2 separate regions of the Homo sapiens genome follow, and region 2 is linked to region 1. Evidence: read pairs that join two places in POLR2A ChIA-PET (ENCODE). Cell type or tissue: PC-3. All regions are shown on one strand. Each heading gives the region's core, and the rest is flanking DNA. Links, peaks and the distances in the headings are about the cores only. Region 1 overlaps UBE2E2 (ubiquitin conjugating enzyme E2 E2). Region 2 has its middle 42 kb from the start of UBE2E2-DT.

Evidence for each region. ChIA-PET counts read pairs that join two places held together with the same protein. Peaks named below come from ENCODE experiments on the same cell type or tissue, not always from the same donor. Only the 100,000 strongest peaks of a DNase experiment are listed, where the experiment ranks them.
Region 2: POLR2A ChIA-PET joins it to region 1 with 5 read pairs; 1 of 35 experiments calls an interaction of 5 or more read pairs at or near these places.

The regions. Positions count from the first base shown.
Region 1 is chr3:23,487,575-23,492,961 of GRCh38, reverse strand. The region is part of intron 3 of UBE2E2 (ubiquitin conjugating enzyme E2 E2); the gene reads right to left. Among named protein-coding and RNA genes, the nearest start is that of UBE2E2, 290 kb to the right of the region's middle. In PC-3, for the core only: no CTCF peak of the experiment used is centred there; a DNase peak (open chromatin) is centred at 2,311; H3K4me3 peaks cover 452 bases; H3K27ac peaks cover 1,754 bases.
Region 2 is chr3:23,158,102-23,163,488 of GRCh38, reverse strand. No RefSeq gene overlaps it. Among named protein-coding and RNA genes, the nearest start is that of UBE2E2-DT, 42 kb to the left of the region's middle. RefSeq lists enhancers at 1,151-1,300, 1,411-1,670. In PC-3, for the core only: no CTCF peak of the experiment used is centred there; DNase peaks (open chromatin) are centred at 428, 1,108 and 3,368; H3K4me3 peaks cover 769 bases; H3K27ac peaks cover 2,392 bases.

The DNA of each region.
Region 1 (5,387 bases), core at 83-5,082:
ATTTAATAATTATTTAATAATAATTACAGGTTGAAATGGTGGGCTAAAAATGTATTAAAATAAAATTCACCTATTTCTTTTTTCTTCTTTTTAATGTGGCTACTAGGATATTTAAAATTACATACATAGCTCACACTATATTTCTACATCATGAATCAAAGAAGTTGGGAGGTTATTGGGAGGTTTAATGGTATTATTACAAAAAAAGTGCTTAGAACCTTGCTTGAACATATCAAATGCTGAAAAAACATAAGCTATGTATATTGTTAAGTCTAAATCTTGATTGAAGGGATTATAATTGATGGCATAACTAGAAGAAGTCAAAGGGGAATGGGCTTTTTAAAATTAGTATTCATGGAATTAGCTAGCTGAAAATAAACTTTTAATGGTAATGGATACCTAAACTGTGTGTTTAAAAAATCTAATCATACTACACAGCAAGTGAGAATTGCTGTCTGCTAATCCTACAACCCAGTGAAATTCTCTTAAAGTATGTGTGTGATTGATCAGGTAGGGAGTATCTTGTCTGAAGAATAGGTGTTCAGTCCCTGTAAGTCCAGGGAACTGACCTGAAATTACCAGGGAATAGGGTAGTGAGAAGAAGATGAGGGGATTTTTCAAAAGCTTTAGCAATCCTTGCTTATAAGCAGAGTCCATGTAACTGAATTCATCCTTCCTGTGGGAAAGTACATTGTTCACATTCAAACTATATATTGCACCTATGTCCAAAGTCCCTTTGGAAGCTAGCTGCAGGGATATTGAGCTTCTGGCATACAACACAATAATGAAGGTGTTTCTCTAGTGACAGTCTCCCTCTAATTTAGGGTTCTACTCCATGTTGTTTGTCCTCTTCAATGTCTGCCTACTTAGGGGTTCTACCCTCAGCTACCTAGTCTCTTCACCTTCATTCTGGGTATCTCATTACCTACCTTTGACAATCACCTACCAAACTGTTAGCATCTCTAATCTGGTCATAAATCTGAGAGTCATCCTTGACCATGCCTCTTTTTTCTCCTCTGCTCTAAGTCCCCCAAATCCTGTTGAATCTTACTTCATTGTTATCTCTGTACTCTGATTATTGGCCGCATCAGCTCTCATTTAGATTATGGCACCAGCATCTTGCATGGTTTCCCTGCCTCCAGTTGTGCTTCCCTCCAATCTGTTTACCAAACTGCAGCTAGGGCAATTTCCAGAAACTCCTTTAAGTAGGATCTTTTGCTTCCCTGCTTTCTCTAGGTTCTTCACGATCAAGCCCAAAGTCCTTTGCAGCATACAAAGTCTTTCATAAAGAATTGGCTCCTGCTTACACTTCTGGTCCCATCCCTTGCCATCCCAAAGCTCCCCTTCAACTCTATTACTCCAATCATACTGGAATTACTTGCAGAGCTTTCAAGAGAGCTGGGCTCTTTCTTGTCTCCTGGCTTTTGCATAAGATGTTCTGTAGGTCTGACCATTCTATTTGACCCCTAGTTCTTAACTTGGCTGCAACCTTTCTGATCCCCTAAAGGCTGTACTAGGTTCTCCTTTGGAAGTGGTAACATTCTGTGCAAATATAAACGTTATAAAAACATAGACATAGGCCTCTAATTTTGGGGGAAGAAGACATATTAAGAAACAGCATTAACTGGATCAAAGGAAAAAAAGAACTCTATACTGACAGTGAAAAGGCATTCCCTATGCCCCAGAGGGTGTTCAGAAACAGGCCAGTACTGTAGTGTCTGAGAGGAGGACAAATGAAGACTAGTATTCCATAGACTCCTGAGATTCCCTGTATTTGTATTCATTAATTTTTTTTTAAAAAACCAATACTGCCAAAGTCTACCAAAACATCTTAGGAAGTTAGGATATAATAGCGCTGATAGAAAAGACCCATTTCATACACTAAACTCCATGCAGAAATGGACTGTTAATTTTATCCCCCATAAGGCTTCTTCCTAGTCCTTAAACATCTGGTTCTAATTCTCCTGAAATATTCCAAGAAAAATAATTATTTTGTACTTTTTTGTCAGTGAATGCTTAATAAATGGGAATGATATTTACCCTCAATCACACTTTACAGATTTGAGATGTAAAGATGAAAAAAATGATTTTGGCTATCTTTCACCAAATATCATTTTAAAGTCACTATTGTTACCTACTCTGTACCCTTTGTTATCACTGTCAACAACTTAGCAGAGAGTAAGAAATAGAAGAAAAAGAATATTTTAAATGAAAAAATAACTACTACTTAATCATCATAATACTTCCTTTTCCCAGGGAAAGCAGTAGCCAGCAAGCTTAGAGAGTAAACGAGCCTTCTATGAGTCACTGAGAAAGGAAGACTTCCTCAGTAAGTTCATGACACTCCTTGACTTCCCTGCCTCTTTTTGTGTTACGTGCGTGTATATTTAATTTTCCCAATGTGTGGATACCTTGCAATGAGTACACAACTATGCCAACAGACTTAAAATTTTAAGAGACATAACTGTATAAAGTAGTGAGCAGGGATAAGCAGAGAAACTGGGAAGCAGGAAGAAAGACTACAGGGAAAAACTGTATATTCTTCCTTTTCTTTTTAAGCTACATTTTTATAATATGCATTTACTTGTAAACATAAAGACCAACCACGGAATCAACAAGAACTAAGTCTTACTTTTTACAGGTTAAGTATCTCTTATCTGAAATGCTTGGGACCAGAAGTTTTTCAGATTTAAAATTTTCAAATTTCAGATGTTCAACATGTATATACATAGGTTGTTAGAAATAGGTTATGATTATAAAGACTTTGGAAACCATCTAGAGTTCAATTTTTTTATAACACAGAAGCAAGCAAGCATTAGAACTGGACTAGAAATCCATTCACTTGGACAATTAGGCATAAAATCAATCAGAATTAAAATACTGAATTATAATATCTGCAATCCTTTAATTAGCTGAAAGGACTCCAGAAATGAGCTGTGTGGTTCTCAACATTTTTTTCCCTTTTCCACTATACCTTCCTTTCCTTGCAGTAAAAATGACTCACTTCAGCAGTGATTCTCAGCATGCATATGGGGGGAAGGGGAAAGAAAGGAATACTTAGGAAAAATGAAAAGGCTCCTTCCCCGCTGAACACTTCCATTGAAGGCCTTCATTTCAAAGGCGATAATATTAAGGGTCAGAAAAGTGAAGTGCTTTGCTCAAGGTCACACCCAGAGAAGAAAACCTGAACCCTCTAATCCAGGGGTCCCCCACTCCCAGTACCAGTCCGTGGCCTGTTAGGAAGGAGGCCACACAGCAGGTGAGTGAGCAAAGCTTCATGTGTATTTACAGGCTCTCCCCATTGTTCGCATTACTCGCATTATCCCATGAAACTATTGTTGTTACCAGGCAAAGCAAGAAACTAGCAGGGCTCACCTCTTCCTTGACCTCTGCACTTATACCATGGAAACAGTAAGAGTTTCACTTTACGGGCTCTAATTTCCCTTTTCTATACCAGCTGTATGACATCTTGCATGCTAATGTCCTCTTCTGTCACATCAGCGGTGGCAATAGATTCTCACAGGAATGCAAACCCTACTGTGAAGTGCACATGTGAAGGATCTAGGCTGTGTATTCCTTATGAGAATCTAGTACCTAATGACCTGACACTGTCTCCCATCACCCACAGATGGGACCACCTAGATGCAGAAAAACAAGCTCAGGGCTCCCACTGATTCTACATGATGGTGAGTTATATAATTATTTCATTATATATTACAATGTAATAATATAAATAAAGTGTATAATAAATGTAACGTGCTTGAATCATCCCAAAACCATCTCCCCGACCCATGCCGTCTGTTGAAAAACTGTCTTCTATGAAACTGGTCCCTAGTGCCAAAAAGGTGGGGGACCACTGCTCTAATTCTAAAGTGAAGACTCTTATCCTGTCACTACATCTGCCAATTAGATACGAAGACTGAAGTAAAAAAACCAGAAAGGTAACCATTATGATAAACTACCCTGCTTGACAGGACACCAGAGATTAAGATGAGCATCTGAGTATATTTTTCAACCTTTTCATCCTGGGCATGTTTCAAATATGTAATGAAAGGCCTCAAGGTACTCAGGGCTTCCAGAAATAGCCTCTCTTATCTGTACTGTAAGAACACTTGGGCCTATGAGCTAGCAAATGTAGCAAAGAATATTTCTTAAATTAATTCCGCCCCCACCTCCCACCTGTTAGGCAGGGAAACTGTGGAGTTTTAATGTATCTACCGATCTTATCTGCAGTATAAACAAGCTTCTGACAAGAGGGTAAACCATTGCTGCCCCTACACAGTTTTCAGGAAGCCAAATCGCTTCTCAAAAATTTTCAATTCTCAAAAATGTTACCACTCATACACGGTGAAATGTAAAGCTTCCCGGTATCATTCTAATTGCATAATTATTACTTTCTAATATTTACAAAAGTAATCACAGTAAAAATTCCATTTAGAAGTTAAGATGGGGCAGATCTGAGGGACAGTTAACTATCTTAGACAGACTAGTTAAGCTGTGTAATTTGTGTTCTCACTCATAAGTGGGAGTTGAACGATGAGAACACATGGACACAGGGAGGGGAACATCACACATCGGGGCCTGTCGGCGGGGCGGTAGGGGGCTTAGCGGAGGAATAACATTTGGAGAAATACCTAATGTAGGTGACAGGTTGATGGGTGCAGCAAACCACCATGGCACTGGTATACCTATGTAACAAAAAACTGCACGTTCTGCACACGTATCCCAGAACTTAAAGTCTAATTAAAAAAAAAAAAAAAAGAAATGTAATCTGTATAAAGAGTTATTATCAAGACAAGTTGTTTCCAAGGTAGGTTAAATATCTACAAGACACTCAATATACTTCTCTTTGGCTGAGAACATCTTTTGTTTCTTGGCTATGAAAATAATAAACAATTTCTTCATACAGTTGTCTAGTTTATTCCTAAAAAGGTTGGTTGTGACATCCTACTACCTGCATTTTTTTTTTTTTAAATATTCCTTACACAATCATCTAGCTCCAAGACCCATCAACACTGTCTCTTCTACCACGCTGTCTGGAAGCCAACGTTATCAAAGCAGAGGAAGTGGAAGACAATTCAACCAGAAGACTAACAGCAAAAGTGACCTGCACACAGAGACACTTAATAAATGCTTGTTGAAGAATAATAAAGAAATATCTTTTGTAAAACATGAATCTATTACCGTAACATGGTGGTAAAGAAAGTATGCTTCAGATCCAGAGATGAAGCGTCCAAATCCTGGCAGTCCCACTTACCTTGTAACTCAGAGCAAGTTACTTAACTTCTTAATGTTACAGTTGTCCATCTCTGAAAAAGTAGCTACTCCAGAAAGTTGATGTGAGCATCAAATGAATTAATATATGTAAGGTGCCTAGAACAGTGCCT
Region 2 (5,387 bases), core at 291-5,290, 330 kb after region 1:
GAGTTTTGGGAGACTGAGGTGGGAGGATCCCTGGAGGCCAGAAGTTTGAGGCCGGACTGGATGAGACCTCATCTCTACAAAAAAGTACAAAAAAGTTGGCTGGGTGTGGTGGCACTCACCTGTAGTCCAGCTATATGGGAAGCTGAGGCAGGATGATAGCTTGAACTTAGGAGCTGGAGGCTGTGATCTCACCACTGCACTACAGCCTGGGCAACAGAGCGAGACTCTGTCTTTAAAAAAAAAAAAAAAAGGCTGTCCAGTTCCTCTATACACACTCACAGCAACCAGTCACTGGATGGAGGCTCTTGCTGGGGAGGGACATGGTCTTGGGTGAGTAGCCCTGTGCTGCTGAGGGCAATTCCTGTGGAGGGCTGTTGTCAGGTGTGCTCCCAGTAGCTGTGGAACTAGATTGTTTAGTTCTGAAAGGGAAATCTGGGCTGCACACCACAGCATCCTCTAGAGACTCACATGACTCTGCCGTACTTGTAAAACAAGTGAGGCAACTCACTATGTCTATTGTCACATTAACTCCCCAGCCTCATATGTACTAGCCTGAGATTACACTTGTTGAAATCCAACCTGTCTTTTAAATATTATTTTGTCAAAATGGCATTATTGAAATACAGTTTACATACTGTACAGTTCACCCATTTACAGTGTATAATTCAGTGACTTTTAGTATATTCACAAATATGTGCAATCATCACCACAGTAAACTTTGGAACAGTTTCATCCCCTCAAAAGAAAACCCATACCCTGTAGGTCCCCCTTTCCCTTCAGCTCTAAGCAACCACAAATCTTTCTGTCTCTATTTCCCCATTCTGGACATTTCATATCAGAATCATATAGTAAGTGGTCTTTTGGGTCTGGCTTCTTTCATTTACCGTAATGTTTTCAAGGTCTATCCATGTTGTAGTGTTTATCAGCACTCCACTCCTTTTTATGGTCAGATAATATTTCGCTATGTGTCCGTACCACATTTGCTTATCTAAATTTGTCAGTCGACGGGTGGTTTGGACTATTTATACCTCTTGGCTATTGTGAATAACACTGCTTAACCTTTGTGTACAGGTGTTTGTATGCGCATTTGCTTTCATTTCTCTTGGGTATACACCTAGGAGTGGAATTGCTGAGTCATAAGATAAAGCTATGTTTAAATATGTGGGGAATTCCCAGATCTTTTTCCAGAGTTGCCGCTTCGAAAATGCCACTTTTCTATGAATTTGACAACTACCTGCCTGCCTCCTAAGTCCCCTCCTTTCATTGCAATTAAATGTTCTATTTCTATATTGCTTTAGCACTCTCTGTTACCCTTGTTTCATGCTCAGCCTTGTGATGTTGTTGCGGTGGACATCTGTTTTTTACATGCACCCATTCCCCTTCTTGAATGACATCCTCTTTTCTTAGTGAAAACATCCCTCCCATACTTTCAGTCTACTGGCCTGGCCAAGTAAGATGTTCTATCACTGTAGTCATGGAGAGTGAGTCGGGGGTGAGCATGTGACCCCAGTTAGGTTAAATTAGCGTCAGTTCTGGGACTTTTGTTGGAAAAAATGGGCAAGGACTCTATTTCCACACTAGTTCCTAAGCTGGTGATATGTATGCCTAGAACTATTGGTGACCTTCTTACCACCATAAGGTGAGAACTGCCTTGAGAGTGAAATTAATCAAAGAAAAGGAAAGCCCCAATATGGAATGAGACAGATTGCCTGTTGATTTTGTTTGACTCAGTCATACCTGACATCTACAACTAGAACATTCAGTTACCTCCAATAACTTCCCCACACATAAGTTCTTATGTAACTTCTGTCATTTGTAATGCTAAGAATCCCAGTCAATAGAGTGTTAATAGTGTATTCCTCCCTCCACTGGATTTGAAGCTTCTGAAGGTAGGGACCATGTCTTTCTCATTTGAGCGTGATGCTGGCACGTAGAAATTGCTAATAGACAGTTGCTGAGTAATTGAATGAATGAATGAATGAAGAATGAGTGTATATTTTGCTATGCTTGAAACCACATCCTATCATTTATGTCCAGCAATAGGGCTTTGCCTTCATTCAGAAAGAGACTGAGTTTTCCTGTGTGTGTGCATGCACATGTGTGTGCATGTGTGTGTATGTGTGTGTGTGTGTGTTTTCCTTTATGTTCAAGACTGAATTAAGCAATCTCACATGGGGAGTTGGGTACCTATCAAAGAACTTTAGTGCCTCTCTTTAAGGTCCTACTGTAGACCTCTCCTCACATGCTCTTGAGGAAAACTGAGCTACTTTTGTTTTCACAGAGCAATCAATGTAGCTTCATAAATAGGTTGTCTGTCACTTTATGTTGTTTATTTCTACATAATTGACTTTTGGGATATGGAAATGAAGATCTGGCTTTTTCATTACTTGAGAAAATGAATTTATTTTTTGATTCCAACTCTTTAAATATATACAACAAAATTATTTAAGAAATAAGTAGGTGTTTTCATAAGGAAGGTTATGTGGTAGAATAAATTCAGAGATATGTAGGAGAGGATAAGTGTAGCCAAAAAAATAAAAAGCCATTGTGAATAACAGGAACATCTGGAGTGTAGACTTTGGTAATTTTTGGTACTATCATTTGCATTTTAAATGGGTGAGCAATAAAACAGCATCTATTCATATGTCTCTATCTAGCTTGACTTAAAGTACACATTTATGATTTCAGCCAGAAAGCTGAAAAATACTTCAAAGCACCGTAATAGTCCACTTCTCCACCCTGAAACACATCATGCTCAGGCAAAGTAGGGGCTTTGTGGGGGCAGTAGCTACAGAAAAGCTGCTACATGAAACCCTGGGACTAAAGACTTGGGTTTGAATCTTTTATTTATTTTTATTTATTTATTTATTTATTTATTTATTTTTTTAGATGGAGTCTCGCTCTTTGCCCAGGCTGGAGTGCAGTGGCGTGATCTTGGCTCACTGCAACCTCTGCCCCCTGAGTAGCTGGGATTACAGGTGCCTGCCACCACACCTGGCTAATTATTGTGTTTTTAGTAGAGACAGGGTTTCACCATGTTGGCCAGGCTGGTCTCAAACCCCTGACCTCAGGTGATCCTCTAGCCTTGGCCTCCCAAAGTGTGGGGATTACTGGCATGAGCCACTGCGCCTGACCAGGTTTGAATCTTTTTATCTTCACAAAACTGAGATCTTTATTGTCTGCCATATTTAGCTGTGCTCTGTTGACTTAAGAGGACAGAACAGACAGAGCATTTGGAAAGGGATTGTTCTGCCTCCTATTTGCCAGATTATATTTTTTCCTTTCTAACTGATGCATGAAAATTTTATCCTTTGGAAAGTAAATGTCCCAGAAGAATATGATCTAACCCTAGTGACTCATTTGAGAGATTCTTTAAAGTAAAGGAGTGTTTCCTAAAATAGAAGGGGATTTCACTTTGAGGGCAAGAAGGTTTTCCCTCTTTATCCTTAGTCATAGAGGTTATGCTGTCCCTGACACGTCATTACTTCCCTCCTGTTCCTCTTCCTTAGATTTAAAACAAACCGGGGAATATCCTCATTATCTAAAACATTTTCTCTGTGCATTTGATTAAAAGCTGGTATTTTCTGTTGATAAAAAAAAATTAGGACTGTAGTAGTCCAACATAGACACTGCTTATGGGGTAAATCTAGGGGACAGATCCTTATATTAAAAGGGATGGTGAGAACCCTGCTGGCTCTTGCTTGTGGTAGAAGAACAACCTCAGCAGATAAGAGCTTCACACCTTATAGCTATATTAGAATGTATTTTCTCTTTTCTTTTCTTTTTGACAGAGTCTCTCTCTGTTACCCACGCTGGAATGCAATGGGTCAATCTCAGCTCACTGCAAACTCCACCTCCTGGGTTCAAGCGATTCTCTTGCCTCAGCCTCCTGAGGAGCTTTGATTACAGGTGCCTGCCACCATGCCCAGCTAATTTTTTTATTTTTAGTAGAGATGGGGTTTCTCCATGTTGGCCAGGCTGGTCTCAAACTCCTGATCTCAAGTGATCTACCCATCTCAGCTTCCCAAAGTGCTGGGATTACAGGCTTGAGCCAAGGCGTCCAGCCTAGATGGTATGTTCTGAGCAGTGTTTGATAAATCAGGGGTCCCCAACCCCCGGAACATGCACCGGTACTGGTCCGTGGTCTGTTAGGAAGTGGGCCACACAGCAGGAGGTGAGCGGCAGGCACGCAAGCGTTACCACCTGAAGTTTGCCTCCTGTCAGATCAGCAGTGGCATTAGATTCTCATAGGAGCACAAACCGCATTGTGAACTGTGCATTTGAGGGATCTAGGTTATGTGCTCCTTATGAGAATTGAACTAATGCCTGATGATCTGAGGTGGGACAGTTGCATCTTGAAACTATCCCCCACACCCCAGCCCCCCATCCATGGAAAAATTGTCTTCCGTGAGACTGCTGCGCCAAAAAGATCGGGGACCGCTACTATAAACCGTTCTGCCCTCGTGGGAATAGTGTATAGATACCTATATTGCCAAGACTTTATTTTCTTACCCTTTCTTATGTACTTATCAAACATACTTAGACTCCTTTCTACTTATTCTCACATCAGCTTCATGTCTTTAACCAGCTATGCAAGATTTGGAAGGTCTTTATACATTCTTGGGCTTCAGTTTACTTTGTAATGTTGGGTACCCTATCTTTAAAATCTTTATCAGCTCTAAAATTCTATAGTTCCTTATCTATGCTTCTGTTTTCTAATGCATTTGACTCTGGTCTTAATTCTTAAGCTAATCTTTTATTTAGCCTTCATTTGAGATAAATGTCACAAGCAGAGAGGGCAGGAAATGGCATCTTGATGTCTTAAGTAGAGAAATTAGAAGCTCATAAATCTCAATGAACCTTGAATTAATTAGTGGAGAAGTTACCTTTATATCATTGTGCCTCAGATGATTTGGGGTCAAAGAAGGAATACTGGGGGTATAATTATGAATGCTATACATATAAGTGCAAGGATAGTGGCAACATTTTTGATTGACTGTTATATAAAAAACACTCTTGGCATTGCAGTGCCTCTTATTAAGGTTAGAGTATTGTGAGTTTTACTAGAAGTCTGAGTGTGTTTAATGCTGGCAATACTGAAATCAACTCCATCATAAATTTAAAGTGAGGACACCATTTATTCTAGGGGCTTCTGCAAACCCAAATATAGTCATCACTTATTCCTATTTAAAACTTCATGTGTCCTAACAATATTCATACATCACTGCGGCAACATTGCCATTCAACCCTCAGGTCAGTCAGTACTTTAAAACCACGACAAAATTTCTAAATAAAAAATTATATCGATAATTGTAAGATTTGAAAGAGAAAAATAACTTTTAGATGAGAAGGAAAATGAGCTCTTTACTTTCTTCTTGCCCCATTGT